6 separate regions of the Homo sapiens genome follow, and regions 1, 2, 3, 5 and 6 are each linked to region 4. Evidence: chromatin loops called from intact Hi-C (ENCODE). Cell type or tissue: PC-3. All regions are shown on one strand.

Region 1 (4,000 bases), 72 kb after region 4:
TAGATGCTGAGGACTCCAAAAGGTAAGAGAGGCAAGGATTGAAAAACTGTCTATGGGGTACTACGTTTGCTACTTGAATGATGGGATCATTAAAAGCCCAAACCTCTGCATCATGCAACGTTACCCATGTAGCAAATCTGCACATGTACCCCCTGAATCTAAAATAATAAAAAATTGCAGACTAAAGCACTATACCTCAAACGAACAGGTTTTGCTTGATTTGCTTTCATACCTAGATTCGGCAAATAACATGTAGAAATTTGTCTAAATCACCCAGGAGTCTTAGACAACCAACTTTCAAAATCTAAAATACGATAACTAGTGGATTTCTTGCCTTCATTTTGTATTAGGGTTTTCCCAAAGAATAAACTCAGAGGCAAGCCCTTCAGGGGAACGCTTGATGTGTTATGGTGAATCTGAAACTTTTGTCCTCTAAAGAGCCTTTTTTTTTTTTTTTTTTTTTAGAGACAAGGTCTCACTGTCACCCAGACTGTAGTGCAGTGGCACAATCACAGTTCACTGCAGCCTCGACCTCTCAGGCTCAAGCCATCCTCCCACCTCAGCCTCCCTAGTAGCTGGGACCACAGGTGCATAGCCCGATGCCTAGACAATTTTTTATATTTTTGTAAAGACAGGGTCTCGCTATGTTGCCCAGGCTGGTCTCAAACTCCTGGGCTCAAGTCATCCTCCCGCCCCTGCCTCCCAAAGTGCTAGGATTACAGGCATGAGCCACCATGCCCAGCCAGGAGGGCTTCTTTTAAAAGCGATAATAGCTACTTCAGAGAACAAGCCCCCACTACAAATTCATTTTCCAGATTCTATAAGCTTCCTGTTGAGTGGCAAGAACAAATATTTCAGGGAGAATTCTAAGGTATAGTATCAGTCGAATGTCTGTCAGTTTAAAATGGGGACTTACGGTCATTTAAAAGATAAACTAGCATGAGGATGGCTTGAGACCGGGGGAGCAGAGGTTGCAGTGAGCCGAGATCACGCCACTGCACTCCAGCCTGGGAGACAAAGTGAGGGTCCATCTCAAAAAATAAATTAAATAAATCAATAAAAAGTAAAAGATAAACTACTATGAGCAGAGTGTCTTTTTTTCTACCCTGCTTTCAGTACTTGCTAGGAGTAAGGTGATGAAGATCCCTTTCTTGCTCAGTTAATGTGACAGCAGTCATGCCTGCTGACATAACCGCGGAATGCCAAATGACCTATTCATTCATTTCATTCCTTGCACTAGAACATCAGAGCAGAGAATCCACAAATGCACCCACATATCCAAAGCTGATGGCATTTTGGCCTCTTTCTGCCCCCATTACTGTGAAAAGATTTCTCCAAGGGAACCTGAAAGTAATCTTTGTGGGTTGCAGCAAACGTACACACCCTTTTGGAATTTTATCAGGCAATCTTAGCACAGGGCAGCTCAAACAAAGCAGGGCCCCACAGCGTCAGTGGCCTTCACTTAAGCACTAGAGGAACACAATACCAGCCTGTAACCGTCTCCTTACAGGTGGGTGTTGGCTCATTTTAAGCAGATGGTGGATTTATGATTCTAATGTGCCGTATATTGCTCAATGGACAAATATTTGCACTGGACCAGAATAAATAAAAAAAAATTCTTCAGCTTAGCTTCCAAAGAATATCAGAAGTTTTAGGACACCTCAGCATTTGAACATTATAGGAAGTGAGTGAATAAGCCGCGACTCCTATCTTTCCTTTTTCTTCTGCTTCAAACCTGCCCTGAAAAATGAAAGAAAATGTTTGGAAGGCACAAGCATAGTGAGTTATATTCAGGAACTGCTATGTTTCTCCCATTGAGAGAACTCTTAAAAATGTACAGTATAAGCATATTTTAGCTCTAACAAAAAGATTCAAGTTAAATTTCCAACTGGAACCAGAAAATGGAGCCTATCTACTTTCCTTCCTCTAGTAATTTCTGTTGTTTCTTTCCATAGTATGACAGGGGTCATTTTTTTCCCCCAGGTGTGAATGTACTCATGAAGAAATCTGAGTAATGCTCAACAGGTTTAACAAAACATTAGTTTCACATTACACCTTTAGGGCAAGGGTATCTGCTCTGTCTCTTCTTTATGGGCTTTTTCTTTTTGTTTTTCATATACTTGTCGAAGAGCTGGATATTTTTATTTGATCTTGTTTCCCTGCAGAACTTGAAAGGGCTGCACCACTGCCGAGCTATGGGACAGATGGATTTCAACAGAGTGATGACATTATGGGAAGCACATTAACCTTCTCCAAAGCAGCAACAAAAGAAAAGCAAGATTCAATCACTGGAATGAAAAACTATTTCACAAATTCAGTGAATGTTTTAAGTCCTCTAAAATTTGGCATTTTGACTTTTGGAATTAATGAGTAGGAAAATTTATTTAAAATGAATATTCCCCCAAAAAGAGAAGCCATTTGAACCCTAAACTCTCTCATCCAACAGAGCTAGCAAATTAGATTTAAGAAGAAAGATAATTTGATTCCTCTGAGTTTCTCTACAAGGAAACATCAATCAGAGTGAAAGAAGAATACACACTTTCCAAGGAACTTCTTGCATTTCCCTCCAGGAGGAAAGTCCAGAGAAATAATTGGGTCTTTTAATCCTCCGAGAATGGTCTCCAATGGCTGGCACTAGGACCAAAAATCTCAGCAACCACGGGGAGATGGCAGTGTGGTAAGACATGGGGGAAGGTGGAATAAAAGAGAAACAAAAGAGATGGGTATCTGCAAGAGATGTGGGAAAAATATTAGGGACAAACAGACACACACGTGTATACACACACATTCATTGTTCCCCTCTCCCCTCTCTCTTCTACAAATTTGAGAGAATTAAAGGAGAAAAGGAAAGACACTTAAGAGAAATGAGGCTATGAACTATGGCATAGATCTCCATTAATGTTCTTTGAGAACTGCAAGTAAATATGGGAATATTTTCAATTCTTTTTATTGGATAGAGCCTTATAGTGCCTGAGAGTTAGTTGAATTAGAATCATTACTTTGGTAAAATGTTCTGCTTACTTTATTTATTTATTTATTTATTTATTTATTTATTTATTTTTCTCTGAAATATATGGACATATAAATGACATTCTGCTTAATTATGATTCATCATTCATGAAATATTATCTTCAAAGCATAGATATTAGAACATATCTGTCTTAAATATAAAACATGATTAAATTATTCTTTGATTATATACATATCTTTCACTCCCTACTCAAACTCTCATCAGGATTCCACAGTGTTAATACCCCTCTTGAAACAATTCCTCTTTTTGTTACTGTAACTCTCCATCCTCCATTTCCCAACTGCCTTTCTGGCCAATTTTCCCTAATCTCGTCCCAAGCTCTTCTAGTCAACCTCCAAACTTTGAAGTGCATGAGCTCTATCCCAGGCTCTCCTTAACTCTTTATCTACAATCTCTCCATGGATTACTTCATCTCATTTCATTTATTTAAAACCCAATTACATGTTGATGTCTCGCAAACCATATCTTCAGCCTTGATTTCTCCACTGAGTCACACACTCATATATAAAACTATATAATTGGCATATCCTCATCAAAGAAAAACAGTTCTTTTACACTTTAACATATCGGGAACTGAAATCCTTGTTTTCCACCCATGCCCAAACCAGCTACTCCCATTTCAGTAAATGGCATCATCTTAATTTTTTAAACCAAAACCTTCCTACAGTTTTGGGGAGGTCATCCATGATTATTTGTATTCCTCGTTTCCTAAAAACAACCCTTTAACAAGTCCTGTTGGTGCTAGTGCCAAAATATATTTTTTTCTATATGTGTTTTTCTCTATTTGCAATGTCACTAGCCTAGGTTTAATCACTACTCCCTTACATACATTACTACAATGACATCTTACCCTTTCTCCATGCTCTGGTTTTTCCCTTTGTGAGTCAATAGATACCTTTATTATTTAAACTAGAATAAACTTTTTAAAAATGGCACAAGGGCAATGCCATTCCCTGGCATAAAACCATT
Region 2 (4,000 bases), 220 kb before region 4:
AAACAAATCTAATAAATACATTCATATTCTTATTAAGTATTTATTAAACATACACAATAGTTCAACATATGCCTAGATGATAAACATATGGCAAACATGGTTCTAAAAGAAAGAAAGAAAGAAAGAAAGAAAGAAAGAAAGAAATCACTAACACATTCATTTTCCAGATAGAATATACCTTTAATTATAATTTGCAAGAACCTAAGAATATAATGTCAATATTGTAACCCATCAGGCAGTAAAAAAATTGATACTAAGGTTTCTAAAATGCCATATGGTTAATTTTATGAAATATGTTTGCATCAGAAATTTCTTTTAAATGGAATTGACTGTGGTAATTGACCACTGTTAAAATGGTATATGATGCATAATTTTTTTGAGACAGACTGTCATTCTCTCGCCCAGGCTGGAGTGCAATGGCACAATCTCGGCTCAATGTAACCTCCACCTCCCAGGTTCAAGCAGTTCTCCTGCCTCAGCCTCCTGAGTAGCTGGGACTAAGATGCATGCCACCACACCTGGCTAATTTTTGTATTTTTAGTAGAGACGTGGTGTCACCGTGTTGGCCAGGCTGGTCTCGAACTCCTGTCCTCAGGTGATCTGCCTGCCTCAGCCTCCCAAAGTGCTAGGATCACAGGTGTGAGCCACTGCACCCAGCCTATGTTGATTATATTTCTAAGCAAATCTAAAATACATTCATATTCTTATTATTTATTGAACATACACAACAGTTCAGCATATGCCTAGATGATAAACATATGGCAAACACAGTTATCTAAAAAAAAAAAAGAAAGAAATCACTGACACATTCATTTTCCAGATAGAATATACCTTTAATTATAATTTGCAAGAGCCTAAGAATATAATGTCAATATTGTAACCCATTAGGAAAATAGTTCGATATGACATATTTTTGCATCAAAAATTACTTTTAAATGGAATTGACTGTGATAATTGACCATTGTTAAAATAGTATATGATGCATTTTTTTTTTTTTTTTTGAGATGGAGTCTCACTCTGTCACCTAGGCTGGAGTGCAATGGCACAATTTCGGCTCACTGCAACCTCTGCCTCCCAGGTTCAAGCAATTCTCCTGCTTCAGCCTCCAGAGTAGCTGGGACTACAGCTGCATGCCACCACACGCAGCTAATTTTTGTATTTTTAGTAGAGACAGGGTGTCATCCTATTGGCGAGGCTGGTCTCAAACTCCTGACCTCAGGTGATCCACCAGCCTCGTCCTCCCAAAGTGCTGGGATTACAGGCATAAGCCACTGCAGCTGGCCTATGATACATAATTTTAAAAGCTGCCTCATTTCATAAGGAAGGCCATGTAATACATAGTTTCTGATCAGCCATCTAATTATTACTAGAAAGCAAAGTTTATAATGCCAGTCAATGTGGAATTTAAGTCTAAGTATTTTCCTAATTATATATCTCTATATATTGAAGTTAGATACTAAGGTTTCTAAAATGCCATAGGGTTATGATTAAAACTAATAACTATATTTTCTGTGACACAAGATGACTCAGGGGCTCTCAGACAATAGCTACTTTGTCTACATTAGTGGCCTCATCATTTCCATTAAATAGCTATTTACATTGTGAAAATGTATGCCGTGATATAATGGCTAGAAATGCATTTGTCTGTTAGAATAAGAAAATCTCTTCTGTAGTAGAGCACTGTCATCTTTATAATCCTAGTGAAAGTCAAATAAAATAAACAGCATCTACTTTAAATCATCTAAGCATAATGTTAGTATTCTGCTGTAACAGAAAAAGGAACTGTTGCATCAGCTATAAATCAAACACCTTCAAGATTCCCATCTGCATTTTTTCAATTTAAAACACTACATTTTACATAACATTTTGGAAACTGAAACGCCAGTTAATTAGGTTCATATGGAATCTATTTATCTAAGTGAGAATTCAAGTCGAACATATTAGAAATAATACTGTATGGGTATAAATGTAGAGATGCTGTTCTTTATTGCTGGCCTCCTCCTTTTCACAGGAGAGATTACTTCAGTAGCTACTGAACTACAGGCATTCTCACTGTTTTAAAAAAAATGCTCCATGAATATATTTTGATGATAGTTATATTCTAGTAAACAGCCTAGAAAATAGTTGTTTTCCAAAATTTAACATTGTCCAGCCAGACACATTCTTAGCAGCACCCAAGATTTTTTTCCACTAAGTGATGGAATATTTGTAAATACTGTTCATGCAGAGTTTATTGCAGCTACAATTCTTAGGAGCAAATAAAGTTTGCCTTGTAGCAAACTGTATTGCCTTGAGGCTCTCTTCTAAGGGGGAGCTTCATGACATCTTTGCCAGAATTTTCCAAGGAAAAAGGAAGTATTTTTTGGGATAGGAGATATAGGCCAACAAAGAATAAGGAGGTTTTTGCTTTTTGTGTTACATTTGCTTCCAGTTGTGGTAGAAAGTCATAGCGCCTTCCTGGAACAATATTTTATAGGACATTGGTGACATTAGATTTTCTGATAGTGTTTGAACGACTGTCCTATAAACTTTCATCAAAAGTCAACCACATTTCCTGTTTATTCATTCACTCACTCATTTATTCATTCCACAAACATTGACCCTGTTACAAGAGACAAATTAGTTAATATCCCTGCCCTGGGAGAATTCAAACTCATCTGTATTCTTTTCCTGTAATCTCTCTTAGCAGCCCAACCAGGCTTTTAAGACATTAGGAGGATAAGAAGCAGTCTCAATTTAGTCCCAACCTGTTAGATCCAACCACAAACCATGTATGTTAAGGTAGTGCTCAGTTTTACAGTCACCTTCAGGAAGCAATTCTGAGAATTAGCACTGTATAGTTTAAGAAACGTTGATTGTTTTTGATGCTTCAGTAAAATAAGCCTCAGAACTGAAACTGAGTCATGTATAAAAATTCAGGTTTTACAGTCAGAGTGCCAGGTTGATCTCACCTATAACCTATTAGCCATTTCTTCTGACACACTCAAGGTCAGGCTTTCTCCTTTCACTTAGACACTCAAACTTCAAACTAATGTGCACAGAGTCACCTGATAAAAAATATGGATTTCTGGGCCCCATAGCTTATGAAGTGAATCATAATCAAGGGTTGGGCCTAGTCACAGTCATTGGCTTTTTTATTTGCTCCAGAGACAAGTATGCACACTATCGTTTGAAATCTAGACCTAGAGAGACAACTGAGATGACCTCTTAACCCAATCATGTTAATATTTCATCCAATTTGCCTTAGATAGCTTTGTTAAAATAATCAAAAGTCTTTGGTGGCTATTTTTAAGGACTTCAATAAATATAGATCTAGCCAAATTTTTTACTTATTGCTTACTCCTGACCTACCCCAAACCTGTGCTGGATTAGTTCATGTTTCTTAACTATCACTATTACCTCCCCGCTCTAGCTTTGCTCAGCATGTTCCCTTCTTCTTGTCAACTTTTTAATCAGTCCAACCCAAATGGTCTCTCCTCCTTGAGACTTAGCCTGGTTCCCTCAAGGAGACACACTTTCTCTTTCCTTTGAGGTCATCAAACCCTTTATTTTATGATAGTGATCATATTTTACCTTATAGTTACATTTATATTTGTCATTCTCCCTTTAGACTGTAAAGTTCTAAAGTAAAGAATATCATGTCTTGCTGTAGTTGATAATATGTTCAACTGAAAAGTAGAACAATTAATGCTCTTTTCATCTTTGATGTTAGCAGAAATCATCTGTATGTTCTGCTGCGATCAAAGACTAAGCATTAACTGTTCTACATCTCAGGTGAGTATAAATTAAGTATAAATTGTGCTTTTATTTATTCCAGTCATCTCATGATCAGATATGTTGCCATTTATAGGATGTTTGTATTCCTGCTTTTCTCCAATATACTAAATATTGGTAGGTATACTCTATTACGTACTTCTCACTGTTTTTTTAATGTATAATGCTTATGAAATCTTGATATAAAGGAGAACTGTGAAAGGATTGGGAATCAGGGAATTCATGT
Region 3 (4,000 bases), 160 kb after region 4:
CTCCGCTTTATTTTTCTCCATAAAACTTGTTTACCTTCTAATACGATATATAATTTACTTACTTATTTATCATCTGTCCACCCCCATAAATATAAACTCCATGAAGGCAAGCCATTGGGATTTTGTTCACTGCTATTGATGCTCAATTAATATTCATTATTAGAATAAAAAACAGAAAATAACTTGGGCACATCTCAAACTTACATTAGACTCACAAATAACCCCAAACAGTTACAATTATAATACAATTTTACAGGAAGTAGATTCATTCAAGAGAAACGGTAGAGGAAACCCACAGACACGTTTGAAAGGTTGGCCAATTATGTAAAAAAAAAAAAGGGTATTACAAGAAATATTCGATTCTACAGTGGATAAATAAAAGTAATTCCTACTTAATATTACTACTTTTTAACCTAATGCCAACTTTCATGCTTTAAAATATTTAGCTGTGCTTCTGCACTTAACCTTGATCATTGCAGACTAAAAGTAACAAAATATTGTTTTATACGAGTTTTCTTTATGCAAGTTTTACCTGTGAAGAATAGCTGGAAAGAAGAAGCCAAGTCTATAAATTCAGCAAAATTCAACTTTTTCCACCTGAAGCTGTAACAACTTAATTTTATTTCTATTATACATCTAAAGCATTTATATACTATCTGATTTTATCCTTACACAGCTTCATGAGGGGACGACTGAAAAATATCATCACCAATTTATATATGAAGAAACTGAAACTCAAAGTAAGCTGTTTGTCTAGTAACAGAGTTGGAAAAGTTTCAGTTTTCTTCATAAATCCAGTGATCTTTCTTCCCATAATTTGTATGGACATATGTTTTTTATCTAACAGATTAAAAACAGAATTTTCTTCCCATAAATTGTATGGTCGTATTTTTTTATCTAACAGATATGGCACACTTTATCTACTATAAAATGCATCCCAGGCCGGGAGCATTTTATAGTAGATAAAGTGCTCATGCTTGTAATCCCAGCACTTTGGGAGACCGAGGCGGGTGGATCGCCTGAGGTCAGGAGTTCAAGACCAGCCTGGCCAACACGGCGAAACCCCGTCTCTACTAAAAATACAAAAAATAAGCTGGACATGGTGGCGGGCACCTGTAATCCCAACTACTCAGGAGGCTGAGGCAGGAGAATCGCTTGAACCCAGGAGGCGGAGGTTGCAGTGAGCCAAGATCGCGCCATTGCACTCCAGCCTGGGCAACGAGAGTGAAACTCCATCTCAAAAATACAAATAGAAACAATAAAATGCATCCCAACTTCAGAGGTGATAAAAATATAAATTAAGGTGTTTATGAAGTAATTCAGTATAATTTTTATGCTGCATGAGAATTTTTCTCAAAACAACCAAAAGTATAAGGAAAAAGAATCACGAAAAAGAGAAAGAAACAAACATGGAAAGATGTTATAAGAATGAACACACACAGGAGAAACAAAACTGCAACTTCTGAAATTTCCCTCCTGATTTTAAAACTGGCAGGGCAACTCTTAAAAAGTCCCAGTAAATATATGTTTGGTCATATTTTTCAGTTTGGTTCTATTTAACAAAGTCAGCTACCTTTTTTTTGGTTGTTTGTTTTTAATAGAGCTTTCTTCTCTGGTTAAGAAGCACAAGGAGACACATTATAAAGCTTCAAAATATTACGTATTTTAATACAAATTTTATTTCATATTTTCTAAAATTTCCCACAAATCACTAAGCATAATTTTCAAAAGTTTTTTTCACTACTTGTCAAAATCTTTTCAGCCTAAAATATTCCTATAAACTATTAAAAATAAGTCATTTTCCCAAATCATTTTCATTTTTATGTATATCCTAAATGGTATCAAAAAGACCCACACACTATTTCTACATTTCCTTGATTCAATCACACCTCCTTTATTCCCCCAACTTCTCTAACCCACAAATATCTGCCACAGTCCTAAATTTTATGGTACCTAAAGTCAGTATATTCCTTATACGCCATTTAATTTTCCCATTCCATGTCTCTCATCTAGATCCTGTCTTCACAATGCATTTGCCTTTATAGGTATTTATTATTTCCCACAGTTCTCAAAAGAGTGCACACAGTAGACAAAAGTTTATTGACTGAATACAATTCCTGAAAACATATGTATAAAAGGTAGTAAATAAAAAAGAGCCTTCATAAAAGCACATTGATTTTTACGCCCTGTTTGGTTTGCTGCTGTATTTCCAAACTGAGAACAGAGCCTGGCACACAGTAGGCACTCAATAATTGTTGAATGAAGAAACTGAAAGTTTCTTTAAATGCAGGAAGCTCTGAGGCAAGTCATTCTCTTAGAATACTGTGAAGGTGAATTCAGGAATGTAGCTTCCCCCTTTTCTTCTATATTTACAAACTGTTAACACATACTACACTAATTTAAGCTTGTCCAGTACTGGCGATCCTATTAACTAAAATAATCAAGCCATAAACAACAAGAAAAATCAACTGTTAACATTTTGCCTAGTGATCAAATTTCCTTGTTTGGGACTTCCAACTTGTTTTTAGTGACATGCTTTCTGAGCTGATCATGAATGTGGCACGAATCTCAGGCTCATCAGCAAGCCACCAGAGCATGTGGACAGTTCAGCTGATACAGTCCTAAGTTCCTCAGTAAAATGCTTCAACACAGCAATGATGATGTTTCAGGCATCTGCCGTTCCCATATGCAATCCTGGTTTAACCAACACTTTTAGAAATGACCTCAAATGTAATCCTGTAGCGTTGAGCACATTTTAGAGGCAGTGACCAGGGTGGGATTAGAACCTACAAAGAATGTTTCTATTCATGACTTATAGAGAAATGTCTCCCAAGTCTTCATGCTCAATCCCATCCCCAACTGCCTCACATTTTTTTCATCTTAAAATGTTGAGAAAGAGATCAGGGGAGAAATAGAAGCTAAATAATGGCCATGGCACATTTTCAGCATCTATCTAAGACTTGATCCAACTTTTACCTGTCACTTGCCTCCACTTTAAACTGCTGCAGTTATTTAAGCCTATTTACAATGTAAAAGAAGCAAGCAGCCACTAATTCATTTTAAGAAATGTCCCTTTGTCTAAAAAGTCTATGATTTAAAAGGGCTAGCCATTTTTATTGTCCCGTGAATTTCCAATTCATTAAGTTTTACTGCATAGCTATTAAAATCAATAGAACACACACTTTGAAGGTCAATAATTTAGAATAGATATTAAATAGTCTTAATATGTCCCTTTAGAATCACCTTTCTTTCGCCTCACTTTCCTGATATACTCTAAATACAACTAAAAATGATGTCTAGAAAGCAAGGAACTTCATTTTAAAATAACTTGCCTTTTTAAAAAAGATTATACATTGATATAGACCCTTCAGTGAAGTAAGTATGCAAAGTAGACATTCCACTCTGTGTAAGCAGGCACTGTAAGACTAAGTGTCTGGCAAACAGATGACTAAATCATTGGCAGAAAAAAAACAGAACTCAGGTCACAAAATAAGGAATTTAAAGTTCCAAGCAGGCCACTCACACTGATTTAAAAAAAAAAAAAAAAACCCTAGAGAACTGGTCAGCATTTACTTAATAAACAGCCAGGGTGATAAGCATACCTCAGGGTGATACAGATGAATTTTGATCTGAAACTTGACATGTATCTCCAAGGAACTGTATCACCAGGTGTTCTAAAATTTTTTTCCCAAGTCTACTATTAATGACCATGTTGACCAGATTCTTACTAACTAGCCATAAAAGCGTACTCAATGCCTGTTTCTGTCTTGCCTTCAAAGCTTGCAGTCATGTTCACATACAAAGGAACAGTAAAGGTAAAATGACCCAACCTCCTTCTCCTGTTGGTGACCACAAGGCAGCCTCTCTATTCCAAGGAGGTAATCTAAGCTTGCACAGATGGCCTAGCTCTCTGCTAATGCAGGGGTGCTGGGTTTGTTTTCAGGGTGGGTGCTGCAAAGCGCCAGGTATATTTATAGAAGGGAGCAAGACTACTATGGAG
Region 4 (4,000 bases):
GGGACACCAATTTCTGGGGACCAGGCCGCCACACTTCTCCACGGCTCCAGTGCCTACCATAACCCTGCACAGGGGCCCTCAAATGACTGCTGAACATTTGAACAATAGTAAAGTGCGTTCCATTTCTTCATGAGACACCACTGCGTTACTGCTAAGATTGGTTCTCGTGCTTCCATATTTCCCCATGCAGCCTTATAATAATCACTACACACCTGAGATGACCAGAGTAGGTTTTGATTTTTACAACTCTATTTTATTTTATTTTTGAGACAGAAGTTGTGCTCTGTCACCCAGGCTGGAGTGGAATGGCGTGATCTCAGCTCACTGCAACCTCCACCTTCCGGGTTCAAGCGATTCTTCTGCCTCAGTGTCCAAAGCAGCTGGGACTACAGGCGCCCACCACCACGCCCAGCTAATTTTTTAATAGAGTTGTATTTTTAATAGAGTTGGGGTTTCACCATGTTGGACAGGATGGTCTCAAACTCCTGGCCTCAAGGGATCCTCCCATCTCAGCCTCCCAAAGTGCTGGGATTACAGGCATGAGCCACCGTGCCCGGCCTGTTTTTAACAGCTTTGAAGAGCCTAACCACGATTCTCTCCTCTCAAGTCTTATCCTTATAATGCTATTTTAAAAAATCATTGGGGGCAAAGAACTTGAATAAACATTTCTCCAAAGAAGATCTACAAATGGCCAACAAGCTCATCCAAAGATTATCAAGGTCACTGAGGAAATGCAAATCAAAACTACATGCAGAGACCACTTTAAACCCACGAGGATGGTTATCCTCAAAAGAGCTTTGAGGAAAATGCAGCAAAACTGGAACTCTCATACATTGCTGCTGGGAATGCAAAATAGGGTAGCCACCACAGAAAAGTTTGATGGTTCCTCAGTAAGTTAAACATAGAATTACCACATGACTCAGGAATTTCACTCCTGCATATACACCCCCAAAAATTAAATAACAGGTGTTCAAACAAAAACTTGCACACAAAAGTTTGCAGTGGCACTACTTACAATAGCCAAAAGATGGAGATAACTAAAGCATCTGTAGATGGATGAATAGATAAACAAATTTTAGTATATATGTATATACACACAGTGGAATATTATTTGCCCATAAAAAGGAAGAACTAATACAGGCTACAACATTAATGAACCTAGAAAGTATTATTCTTTGTGAAAGAAGACACAAAAGGCTACATAATGTATGATCCCATTTGTATGGAATATCCATAATAGGCAAATTCATCGAGACATAATGCAGATTCGTGGCTGCCAGGGGTTGAGGGGGAAATGAGGAGTAAATGCTTAACGGGTGCAGGGTTTCTTTTTGGGGTAATGAAAATGTTCTGGAACTAGAGAGTGGTGATGGTTGTACAACATGTTGATGTACTAAATTCTACTGAATTGTACATTTTTTAATGGTTAAAATGGTGAATTTTATACGATGTGAATTTTACCACAATAAAAAAGATGATGGGAAATGTATTTCATGTGAGATCTTCCTTTATTTGCCACATGACTGATAGAGAATTTATTATATAACCATTTCAACTTATGGTTAGATATCCGAAATGCTGCGCTTGCCCCAAGTGGCTTTAGGGCTTGAGTTATCCCTTTGTTAGCAAGGGTACAATCTAGGGTATATAACACACAGATACCTGTATGTGTTCTCAGTGTCACACTCAAAAGTTCTTTCATGTGGGCCTAAAACTTATAGATTGTTTTGTAAAATGGAGTAAAAAGCCAACCAATGTCGTGTCCTGATTAATCTGATTCTGGGCTAAGCGAGAAAAACTATGCAACATTTAGAGTGATGTGAGTCTTTTATTTCAACATTTTAATGTGAGATCAAGATACCTTAAAATAAAGAAACTAATCCCTTGATAATAAGGGTTAGTCACTAAGTGGATTAAGAAGTTAATGATGACATCATTAGGGAATCATTTCTTTAAAGACAGTGACTGATACTTCAAAAGAATGTTACAGGTATTTGTCACCTAGCTCTTCAATAAAATTAAATTTCTCAGTTAAAGAAATGACAGATTGGCCCACCTTTGCTGAAAAAAGTAGAAAAGAACTCATAATTGTATTTCTTGCTTCTCAAAATATTCCAGAAGTGTTTTTATTTTCAACAGCAGGTGGCGCTGCCAACATAACTCTGAAATCTAAAAGCTGCCTGACCATTTTCTTCAAGCCCCTTATTATATAGGAAATACGGAATAATTCACTTTTTGAATCCACTTCATGCTTGAAATACATTTTACTATTCTTGGCATTAGTCGGGTATGTTTAAGGTTCTGAAATCCTAAGAAATTTAATTCAATTAACTCACGGAAACAGCTTTTAAAACATTACCTTCATTATTAACTAACATGGATAGGGTATTTTCTATGGGTAGGCACTTTACTACACCCTCACATCAGCTTTCTCTTTAATCTCGATAAATTTAAAGGGTATTATTTTCATTTTAAAAAGGAGAAAACAGATAAGTTATGTTCTCTGCCCAACTCACACATCTCTGCAAGGAGTAGAACCAGGATCCACTGAGACCTGACTCCCTCCAAGGCCCACATCCTCAGCCATGTCACCCCACATCACACATAGTGCCACAGTGCCCTAGGATTCCCAGCATTTTGGAAAGACATTCAAAGACAGGTTTACTAGATGAATATCAAGGTAGATAACCTGAAACCACTGAACATGCAGGTGGCCCTCATTCAAGCCATTTAGACAGGTAAGTTCATTTAACTCCTAAGCACCAGTTGTATTCAGAATTCAGTCAAAGCTTAAAACAAGTTTGACCTTATTTCTGTATGGGAAAAGTTAAGAGTGAAAGGTGATATTCCATTGAGTCAAACTGTCTAGGACAAAGACTTTGCACAATATTCAGAAAGGCACCCTGCAACACAGAAATCATGCCAACTCCATTTACTGTGTGAAACAAAAGGAAGCTAAACTTCAGCAGCAAAGAAGGGAGAAAGAAATAGGTTATTTGCGTACTTGAAATTTGACCTTTCCATGAACAGATAGTCGTTTGCTGTTATGACACTATTCTGAGTAAACAGTTTGATATATAATGCAAAAGTTGAAGAAAAAGGAAGTACAGCACAGCATTAAGTATTCTAAATCTTTCTGATAGACACATCCTACGTAAGGATCTATAAAGGTTATCTGTTTTTAACAAATTTAACACTATATGAGAGTTTTTTCTTCTCTCTAAAAAAAGTCATTAGCCATCTCACAAGTAAAGATAAATTGAGGACTGGTCAGAACCCATTGCTCCATTTTCTCATTCAGTCATTTGATACCATCACCCTCAGGAGGAGAAGGAACACTTCAAGCACATGATGATGGTTTTAATAAATTCAATAAGATTTTATTCCCAGGCACTTAGGATCAACCGTCATGGACTGGACTAGACTATGTTGTTTCTCTGGCATAATACAAAAACCAGAGTCCCTTTACTGGAAGCCACATCTGAACATTAGCCCTTGTCATTTTACCTTTTCCACAGCAAATCAGGACAGACCTAAGATGAGAGAAAGCTCTCTCAGGCATCCCCAGGACAGAGAGGCCTTCCTAAGCTCCTAAGCATGGCAGATCCCACAGGTCACATGGGAGGGAGCATAAGGACAAAAGCAACCCCAAGAGGCCCCAACACACAAAAGCATCGCTTCCAATTTATTCATTCTTCACACTGCGCTGCCCCCCGCCCAACTCCTAGCACCACGGCCCATCAGTTTTCTTCCCTTTAATACTATTTATGGTGTGTTGACTAAGCACAACTCATGTTGTATGCAAAACACAACTTTATTTTTTGCTTCCTGTCGCCTTTTAAAATATATCCAGTGGGGGTAATCTTTCTTTGCCCCAGGATAAACAGCATGTCCCATGCTTTTTCTGCTCATTCTTAGGTACATACATTTCTACATACATTGGAAGTTGCCAACAGACTAATTTCAAAAAATAAAACTTTCAGTACAAAATATAAATCAA
Region 5 (4,000 bases), 120 kb after region 4:
TAGAAAATGAACAAAGTATATCCCTGATTTTTGCTTACATCTTTTCTGAGTAAGACATTTTGTGCTTACATACTATGGATTAGTTAATCATTGGTCAGTTAAATACAAAACATCATTTCGATCTGGTAGCTTAGCAACACTTAAAAAAAAATCAGCTAATGCTTAGCAAAGGTTTCCACTCAAGATATTAGATTATGAAAAACTTCCTGCTTAACAATAGTAATTCCTTGCAGAGTTTATTTGACTTCATTCAAAACCATTCACCAATACTAGAGTTAGGTGCCGGGGTTTCATATTTCCTTTTTAGCACTTTTAGTGTTTGGTTTTATCAGAATCCCAAATCTCCAGCCTTCCATGTTACGGCCCCGTGGACAACCTTAGTGACTTGCTAGAGCAACTCACTTTGCTCCCTCCCTCCCTCCTCACTCACAAAACTTATCTTGCCATGTACTTTCCTTTTCATAGGCTTTAGTTTTTCCTGGGAATCAACTGTGGCATACCAGAAAGAAAAAGTAATTTAACTAAGATATCAGCTAGGCGTGGTGGCTCACTCCTGTAATCCCAGCACTTTCGGAGGCCAAGGCAGGAGGATCACTTGAGGTCAGGAGTTTGAGACCAGCCTGGGCAGCATGACAAAACTCCATCTCTACTAAAAAATACAAAAGCATAGCCAAGTATGCTGGCACGTGCCTGTAGCCCCAGCTCCTTGGGAGGCTGAGGAGGGAGGATCACTTGAACCCAGGAGGTGGAGGTTGCAGTGAGCCACGATTGTGCCACTGTACTCCAGCCTGGGCAACACAGTGAGCCCTTGTCTCCAAAAAAAGTAAATGTAAATTTTCTTAGCTACTAGAGTATGTATATCTATTTTCTCAAAATATATCTCTATTTATCTATTTCTATATAGATATATATATCTATATAGATAACTCTATATCTATAGAGATCTATATCTTTTTGTCTTTATCTATGTGGATCAATAGACAGCTATCCATACTATATACAAACAGTCCCAACTTACAGAAGTTTGACTTAATTTTTTGACTTTATGATGGTGCAAAAGCAATACACATTCAGTAGAAACTGTATTTCAAGTATCCATATAACCATTCTGGTTTTTACTTCCAATAGAGTATTCATAAAAATTACTTGAGATATTTAACACTTTACTATAAAATGGGCTTTGTGTTGGATGGCTTTTCCCAACTTTAGGCTAATGTGAGTGTTCTGAGCACATTTACGGTAGGTTCAGCTGTGGTGTTCAGTGGGTTAGGTGTATTACGGTAGTTCCCCCATTATCTGTGGGGGTTATGGTCCATGACCCTCAGTGGATGCCTGAAACCGCACATTAGTACCAAACACTACATATGCTATGTTTTTTCCTATGCATACATATCTATGATAAAGTTGAAATTATAAATTAAGCACAATAAGAGATTAATAAGAGCTAATAATAAAACAGAACAATTACAACAGTATCTTATAATAAAAGTTAGGTGAATTTGGTCTCTCTCTCAAAATATCTTATTGCACTGTGCTCACTTATTTTGGACGCGGTTGACCGTGGTTAGCTGAAACCGCAGAAAGTAAAACCCTGGGAAAGGAGAGACTACTCTGGATGCATTTTGACTTGCAATATTTTCAGTTTACAATGGGTTTATTGGAACATTACTCAATTGTAAGTCAAAGACCACCTGTATTCTTAGGAAAATCCCATGGAACAGAGCTATTTACGCCAATCTCGTATGTCCAGTCTCAGCAGAGCCTCAGTTTCTGGTATATTCCACCGTTGTGGGGCAACCTGCAGACCCTGAAGACTGCTAGTTCAATTTTGTTTACTGATTTTGGTTGGTTTTCCATACTAGAGTTGCCATGGAGAAAATTCCAGTGTCAGCATTCTTGCTCCTTGTGGCCCTCTCCTACACTCTGGCCAGAGATACCACAGTCAAACCTGGAGCCAAAAAGGACACAAAGGACTCTCGACCCAAACTGCCCCAGACCCTCTCCAGAGGTAGGAGTCAGCTTCTTGTTGGCTTCCAACTGCTACTTAATTGGAAAAGATTTCCTCTCTCTTGGTGCTTAAACCTGGTTCTAACCTGGTGCCAGGTTATTTTTGGTTGTGTTCCTTCTAGACTTATCACTGTTTATAATTATTTCTACTTTCTCCAGGGGTTTTTCTTCTTCTTTAGTATAGGGTCTATTATCCCAGTCTTTACCATTGCTTTTCAACAGCTTTGGGTCTGAATTTATACAAGCTTCAAATATACTGATTCATTTCATTCTAGGTTGGGGTGACCAACTCATCTGGACTCAGACATATGAAGAAGCTCTATATAAATCCAAGACAAGGTAAAGATCAGGATTACTCAGAGCTCCCTCAAAGCTCTCAAGAGCACCACCTAGTGACATCTAGATATATGTGAAATCTTACTCATTAAAATTTGTCTAATCTCTGTCTTTTAAAGCAACAAACCCTTGATGATTATTCATCACTTGGATGAGTGCCCACACAGTCAAGGTAATTTATTCTTCTAAGTATGATTTCCTTTATAGGCTTTTAGCCTTAGGGCCAGGGTTCAGATCACTCATGTTTGTATCTTTAGAACCACAGTTGCATTAAAGAAAGAATATTTTATATAGTAAAAACATATTTAAAAGTGACTTCAAATATCTCCACATTTTGTGATAACCATTGGTACATATTTTGAAAAACTAGTTTTAGGATTCATCTTCAACTTCTTGATTTCTCTTACAGTCCACATTCAATACACCAGCAAATACTGGCTTTATCTTCAAAATATATCCTTAAACCAGCACCAGCTTCACAGGCATGAAGCCTGTGCCATCTCACAGGGCCCCAAGCTTAGAAGGTTCCCAAACTTGGTTTAAACTTGGCTATCATTGTCTTAAAAGTCTTAGTAATTCTTCAACAAGGGGCTCTACCCTTTCATTTTGCACTGGGCCCAAATCCAACCACTTCCTATTGCCTCCATGCTACTGCCCTGGTCCAAGCCCAGATCAGATCTTGTCTAGACTACCATAACAGTCACCTAACTGGCCACCCTACAGCCAGTCCACACAGAAGCCAGAGTGAGGCTGGTAGACATAAATCAGATTCCATCACTCACGTGCTCAAGTGGCTTCTTATCACAGAACTAAATCCAAATTTCTGATCACAACCTATGAGGCTGACATGATCAGGCCAATGGCTATCTCTCCCTTCCTACCACTCTCCTCTTGCTTTCTTCACTCTCTCCAGCCTGGCCTTCGTGCTGTTCCTCCCACAGGTGAGCTCATTCCCACCTCACAGCTAGTGCTTTTGCAGTTCCCCCTGCCCACAGTGGCCTACCCCAAAATGGACCACTCCCTCACTTCAACGTTAGCTCCTCAGGAAGATCTGCCCTGACCACTCACAGTTTTTAAACCCTTTGCTTTGCTTTATTTTTCTTCAAAGTACATATCTCTACCTGAAAGTATCATCTACTTATTTCTTTGTTTATGGTTTGTCTCCCACACAAGTATGTGAGCTCTGTGAAAAAACACATGCTTTTTTTTGTTCACTGCACCATCCCTAGTACAGAACACAGTGCGTAACACATGGCAGCCATTCAATAAATATGAGCTGGAGAAAAAAATGAATTGATGAATGAATGGATGAATGAGTGAATAGAAAGCAGAGGTAGTCAATGCCATAGATATTACTTCACTAATCATTTGCTAAAAGGCCAAAGTAGAATACTGTATTTAAAATGCAATTCAATAAGTAAATAAAATGCAATTTAACTGAAAATTGAACAAAGCTTTTAACCAATGCTAAGATGGATGCTTAATGATTTTTCTTTATATTATAGCTTTAAAGAAAGTGTTTGCTGAAAATAAAGAAATCCAGAAATTGGCAGAGCAGTTTGTCCTCCTCAATCTGGTTGTAAGTTTCCTTTTCATCATTACTAACATTTCTCTATGGCTCATTACTTGAAATGGATGATTCATTTTTCCTATACAT
Region 6 (4,000 bases), 220 kb after region 4:
AACCTGGAGGGTTGCTTAGAAAAGACTGACTTTCAGGATTGACACCTTTTATCATCATATTGTGCCCAATGGGGTGAGGGGAACAGAACAGTAGGAACAAAGCAGTATAGTCGACCTGTGAGGGAACTGGGAAGAAGATTCACATTTTTTCAATGGCAGAGCCACAGTCCAATAATACAATGGATATTCTATGAGGATATGACCTCATTTTCGAAATATCCCTTAGACATAGCAGGCCAGCAATTATCTTTAATATAGGCAGATTCTCATATTTGGTCTCTTAGTGGGTACAGGGAAGGAATCTTGATGAGCTGCTGGGATAAAAAGCATTCATTTAGAAATATCCTTGACTTTCTGACACTGAGGCATAGCCATTGTTTTTCTGAGACTTACTCAATTCAATACTTATCTCTTCCAAAGGGCCTTCCCTGATCAAAGTAACATGGACAGTTTACTCACTGCTATGTTCTCATGAACGCTGGGTGCAAACTTGGAAAAAAATTAGGAAGTATATGTTTAGTCTGAGTCTAGGGTAATTGTAGTTGGAACCCATTTGTCATACTCTCAATTAAGACAAATTTGGGCCCGGCGTGGTGGCTCATGCCTGCAATCCAACACTTTGGGAGGCCAAGGCAGGAGGATAGCTTGAATGCAGGAGTTCAAGACCAGCCTGGGCAACACAGCGAGACTACATCTCTACCAAAAAATGAAGAAATTAGCCAGACGTGGTGGCACGCGCCTGTAGTCCTAGCTACCTGGGAGGCTGAGGAGGGAGGGTGGCTTGAGCCCAGGAGTTCAAAGTTGCAGTGAGCGCAGATCGTGCCACTGCACTCTCAAACAAACAAACAAACAAACAAAAAAAGCTGCAGTTTGCCCTTGGCTGGGTCAGTTCCTTGCTAAGGGCTGTTACCTTCAGGTGCTTCAGAGCCTGCTCTGCAACAAGTTCTTCCTTCTTGTTCCACTCAACAGCGTTCATTATACATGTCCACAGAAGACCAATCACTGCTGTTTCTGGAAGATCATTCCTCTTCATTTCTTCTTTGACATAAAGCACCACCTACATTACATGGAAATGGGGTCAGAAAGTAACAGGCAGATGGAGGGCTCCCATCTCCCCGCTAGCTGCCCAGTCAATCAAGGTTTTGGGGCAGCTAAGAAACAATCTGCTTAGCTTCTCCTTTCCTTGTCTGCATTCTCAGACTGGAAGAGGGAGAAAAACTATAATGATTTGTTCTCAAAGCAAATTTATTTTTAGTCCCAAAATTAATAGGCTTAGCTCTGGCCAGGAGCTGCTGGATAATGTGGAGTAAGAGAGGATTTTTGTTTCCTCATAGAGAAACCCCTTTGAGTCTAGTAGAGTAGGGATACTTGAGCCAGTTTGACTTTTTGGAGATTTAAAGAAGGCAACAGCGTTGTGAACTTTTATCCCATCCCTAAACTTTAAAACCTCTTGATGGATACCATCTTGGGTTTGTACAGGTCCATTCTCCACAATTTATTCTTCAATGATTACTTTTGATGATCCTTATGCCCCATCTCAGTGAAAAGTTAATTTGTAAATAAATTGTAAGTGCAAAGGCAATTTTTAAATTTCATATACATCAATTCAGCAGTATTCAGCAACTTATTTTCTCCTTTGAATTATGTATAAATATGCAAATTTATACTCAACCCTGAGAGTATGGAATATAGGCTTGCCTAAAATTTATTTGAAAGGCTTTTTCCTTTTAAAATAAAATAATAAATAGAGGTTTGGGCCTCAGAAGTGATTGAAAGTCATCGTATATCTCCAGCATACTACTTTGTGAGTAGTAGTAACACCTTTTTTTTCCCTCCCTTTTCTTTTTTGCTGGAAACACATTGCTTTCTTGACTTCTGGCCTGGAGTGTAGAAATGCCAGCAGTGACTTGAGCAGCCTTCAAAAGCAGAAGGAGCCGGGCAGTCCCAGTCCCTGTGCTGGCTGGAGGAAGCCACATAAAAGTGTGACATCCTGGCATCTACAAGCATCACAAGGCTTTTTATGTTTGCTTCTTTTCCCCATGGAAAATAATGTACAAATTCTTGCTTGGAGAAATATGATTAAATATACTGCTATCCTTAATACCATGAGACTTAAGAATATTTGTCATTCCAACACCTCCACCTGCTGGATAGTATCAGTCCTACATTCTCCAGGCTTCAACCATGTGAGCTGCCAAGCAGGGCTTGGAGCATGGAAGGAGGTGTGGGTCAGGCATTTTAGAGCACGTGGAAAAAAAGAAAGGACGCTTTATATTAATTTTTAAATTGTTGCATGAAAGATTTTAAAACTTCAAATAGAAAGCTCTCTCCAGATACACTAAAAATAAAAAAAAGATATAGTCATTGCTTTGTGAACTATAGCATGTATATATAAACTATGTATATGCGTATTATAAAAAATATAGCTTTTACATTATAGGGAAACACAGCTCTTCCAAGTGTGAGTGGGATTAAACAAGTCACTGATCCAACTAGTCTTTTCCCATGACAGGAATTCAAACTTTTTTCAAATAAAAAGCCTGTTACATATTCATACAGAGTGATGAACAAAAAATCCAGTGTTAATTCCAAACACTAGACAAATGCTTAATCAGGTTAGATAACCTGCAACAAAATTTTAAAACTACCATATAATGGGCTATACTGATAGTGGATGGTCAAATCTCTTTGACAGATGAAATATTTTGAAAATCATAGCAGCCTGGTAAAATAAGTCAGTTGTGTGGAAATCACTATTAATTTCTGGACCATCCTAGAGTGTTAACAAAAATGGAGGATTCTAAATCAATACTTTGAAGCTGAGTTAATTTAAATGGTAGGAATAAGTGGACAAAGTTTACAGCAATAAGCATAGGACAGACTTGTTAAGGAAAGCCTTTGCTACACAGCCCATGTAATTCCTCTCATTCATGTGTATTGAGGTGATGTCTGCCCGTGGTCTCCCACCTCCTTGATCGGGCATTCCTGAGAAAGACGCTCCTGGAGCTCCTTCTGCAGTTCCTTCCTGGTGCCCAGGGACTGCTGGACTCGGAGGAAGTCGGAAAGCTCCTTAAGACCTGCGTCAGTGAAGTATTTAGCAAAATGATCCACACTCTGTCTGTTAACTGGAAAGAGTTCCTGAAAAAGGGAAAAAAGACTGCTATAAAACAAGCCATTCAAATTTCAGCAAGCATAAAGGACAAAAGTCTTCATTTCACTTAGAATATCTCACATTTGGAAGAAAAGAATAAAGACTGTTTTACAAAACAACAAATCTCTGGTATATTTACTGAGCTAAACATCTTCTGAAATCAGGCAGTTTCACAAAGAAAAAGAAAAAAAGGGTAAGCAATTGAGATAAACTTGGACCCTACTGTGGCAATACTGAGAGATGAGGCTTTTAAAGAGTTACTGGATTATAAGGGCTCTGCCCTCATGAATGGATTAATCCATTCATGGATTAGTGGGTTATGTTGGGAGGGGACCTGGTGGCTTTAAAAAAGAGGAGGGGAGACCTGAGCTAGCACACTCAGCCCCCTCGCCATGTGATACTCTGAGCCTTCCTGGGACACTGCAGAGTCCCCACCAGCAAGAAGGCCCTCACCAGATGCAGCCCCTTGACATGGGACTTAGCCTCCATAACTGTTAAGAAATAAGTTCCTTTTCTGTATAAATAACCCAGTTTCAGGTATTCTGTTATAAGTAATAGAAAAGGTCTAAGACACCTACCCTACCAACTCTAGTTTATTACATAATTCTGATGGAAATTTTCAAAAAGAGCAATATACCATAGCTGCTCTCATATTTTCACCTCATTTCCATTTTACCCTACACAGTTTGGCAGAATCTCAGTAACACTTAGTCATGATCTAATCCTGGGTGAGTTCAACTCCCATCTATGAAATTAAGATGATTTTCAAAGTTCTCACATTTTTCAGACTGCTGCAGGGTCTAAAAAATATATCCAAGCTTTTGTATTGGTTAGACTTGCATATATATG

Evidence for each region. A loop is a pair of places that touch in the nucleus more often than their neighbours do. Peaks named below come from ENCODE experiments on the same cell type or tissue, not always from the same donor. Only the 100,000 strongest peaks of a DNase experiment are listed, where the experiment ranks them.
Region 1: a loop joins it to region 4, with 5 times the contacts of the local background. A loop is called at or near these places in 4 of 110 quality-filtered maps.
Region 2: it touches region 4 in a loop (2.1-fold over the local background); 2 of 110 quality-filtered maps call a loop at or near these places.
Region 3: it touches region 4 in a loop (3-fold over the local background); 3 of 110 quality-filtered maps call a loop at or near these places.
Region 5: a loop joins it to region 4, with 11 times the contacts of the local background. A loop is called at or near these places in 66 of 110 quality-filtered maps.
Region 6: a loop joins it to region 4, with 11 times the contacts of the local background. A loop is called at or near these places in 80 of 110 quality-filtered maps.

Annotation. Positions count from the first base shown.
Region 1 is chr7:16,844,983-16,848,982 of GRCh38, reverse strand. No RefSeq gene overlaps it. Among named protein-coding and RNA genes, the nearest start is that of AGR3, 35 kb to the left of the region's middle. In PC-3, no CTCF peak of the experiment used is centred here; a DNase peak (open chromatin) is centred at 1,502; H3K4me3 peaks cover 2,069 bases; H3K27ac peaks cover 2,763 bases.
Region 2 is chr7:17,138,183-17,142,182 of GRCh38, reverse strand. The region is part of intron 1 of LOC107986772 (a long non-coding RNA gene); the gene reads right to left. It overlaps LOC101927609 (a long non-coding RNA gene), which reads left to right. Exons shown (of 12, transcript XR_007060234.1): 10 at 3,818-3,891. Among named protein-coding and RNA genes, the nearest start is that of AHR, 160 kb to the left of the region's middle. In PC-3, no CTCF peak of the experiment used is centred here; DNase peaks (open chromatin) are centred at 1,552 and 2,572; H3K4me3 peaks cover 1,258 bases; H3K27ac peaks cover 4,000 bases.
Region 3 is chr7:16,755,090-16,759,089 of GRCh38, reverse strand. The region is part of intron 1 of TSPAN13 (tetraspanin 13); the gene reads right to left. Among named protein-coding and RNA genes, the nearest start is that of TSPAN13, 3.3 kb to the right of the region's middle. RefSeq lists a silencer at 2,452-2,746. In PC-3, no CTCF peak of the experiment used is centred here; no DNase peak of the experiment used is centred here; H3K4me3 peaks cover 1,602 bases; H3K27ac peaks cover 482 bases.
Region 4 is chr7:16,916,632-16,920,631 of GRCh38, reverse strand. No RefSeq gene overlaps it. Among named protein-coding and RNA genes, the nearest start is that of AGR3, 37 kb to the right of the region's middle. In PC-3, a CTCF peak has its summit at 2,143 (motif pointing right); DNase peaks (open chromatin) are centred at 2,151 and 2,981; H3K4me3 peaks cover 1,758 bases; H3K27ac peaks cover 2,547 bases.
Region 5 is chr7:16,799,666-16,803,665 of GRCh38, reverse strand. It overlaps AGR2 (anterior gradient 2, protein disulphide isomerase family member), which reads left to right. Exons shown (of 8, transcript NM_006408.4): 2 at 1,863-2,008; 3 at 2,283-2,346; 4 at 2,463-2,515; 5 at 3,849-3,922. The coding sequence starts at 1,870. Among named protein-coding and RNA genes, the nearest start is that of AGR2, 3.3 kb to the left of the region's middle. In PC-3, a CTCF peak has its summit at 2,397 (motif pointing left); a DNase peak (open chromatin) is centred at 2,455; H3K4me3 peaks cover 838 bases; H3K27ac peaks cover 1,736 bases.
Region 6 is chr7:16,693,972-16,697,971 of GRCh38, reverse strand. It overlaps BZW2 (basic leucine zipper and W2 domains 2), which reads right to left. Exons shown (of 12, transcript NM_014038.3): 8 at 2,968-3,138; 9 at 911-1,057. Among named protein-coding and RNA genes, the nearest start is that of BZW2, 50 kb to the right of the region's middle. In PC-3, a CTCF peak has its summit at 2,140 (motif pointing left); a DNase peak (open chromatin) is centred at 2,161; H3K27ac peaks cover 641 bases.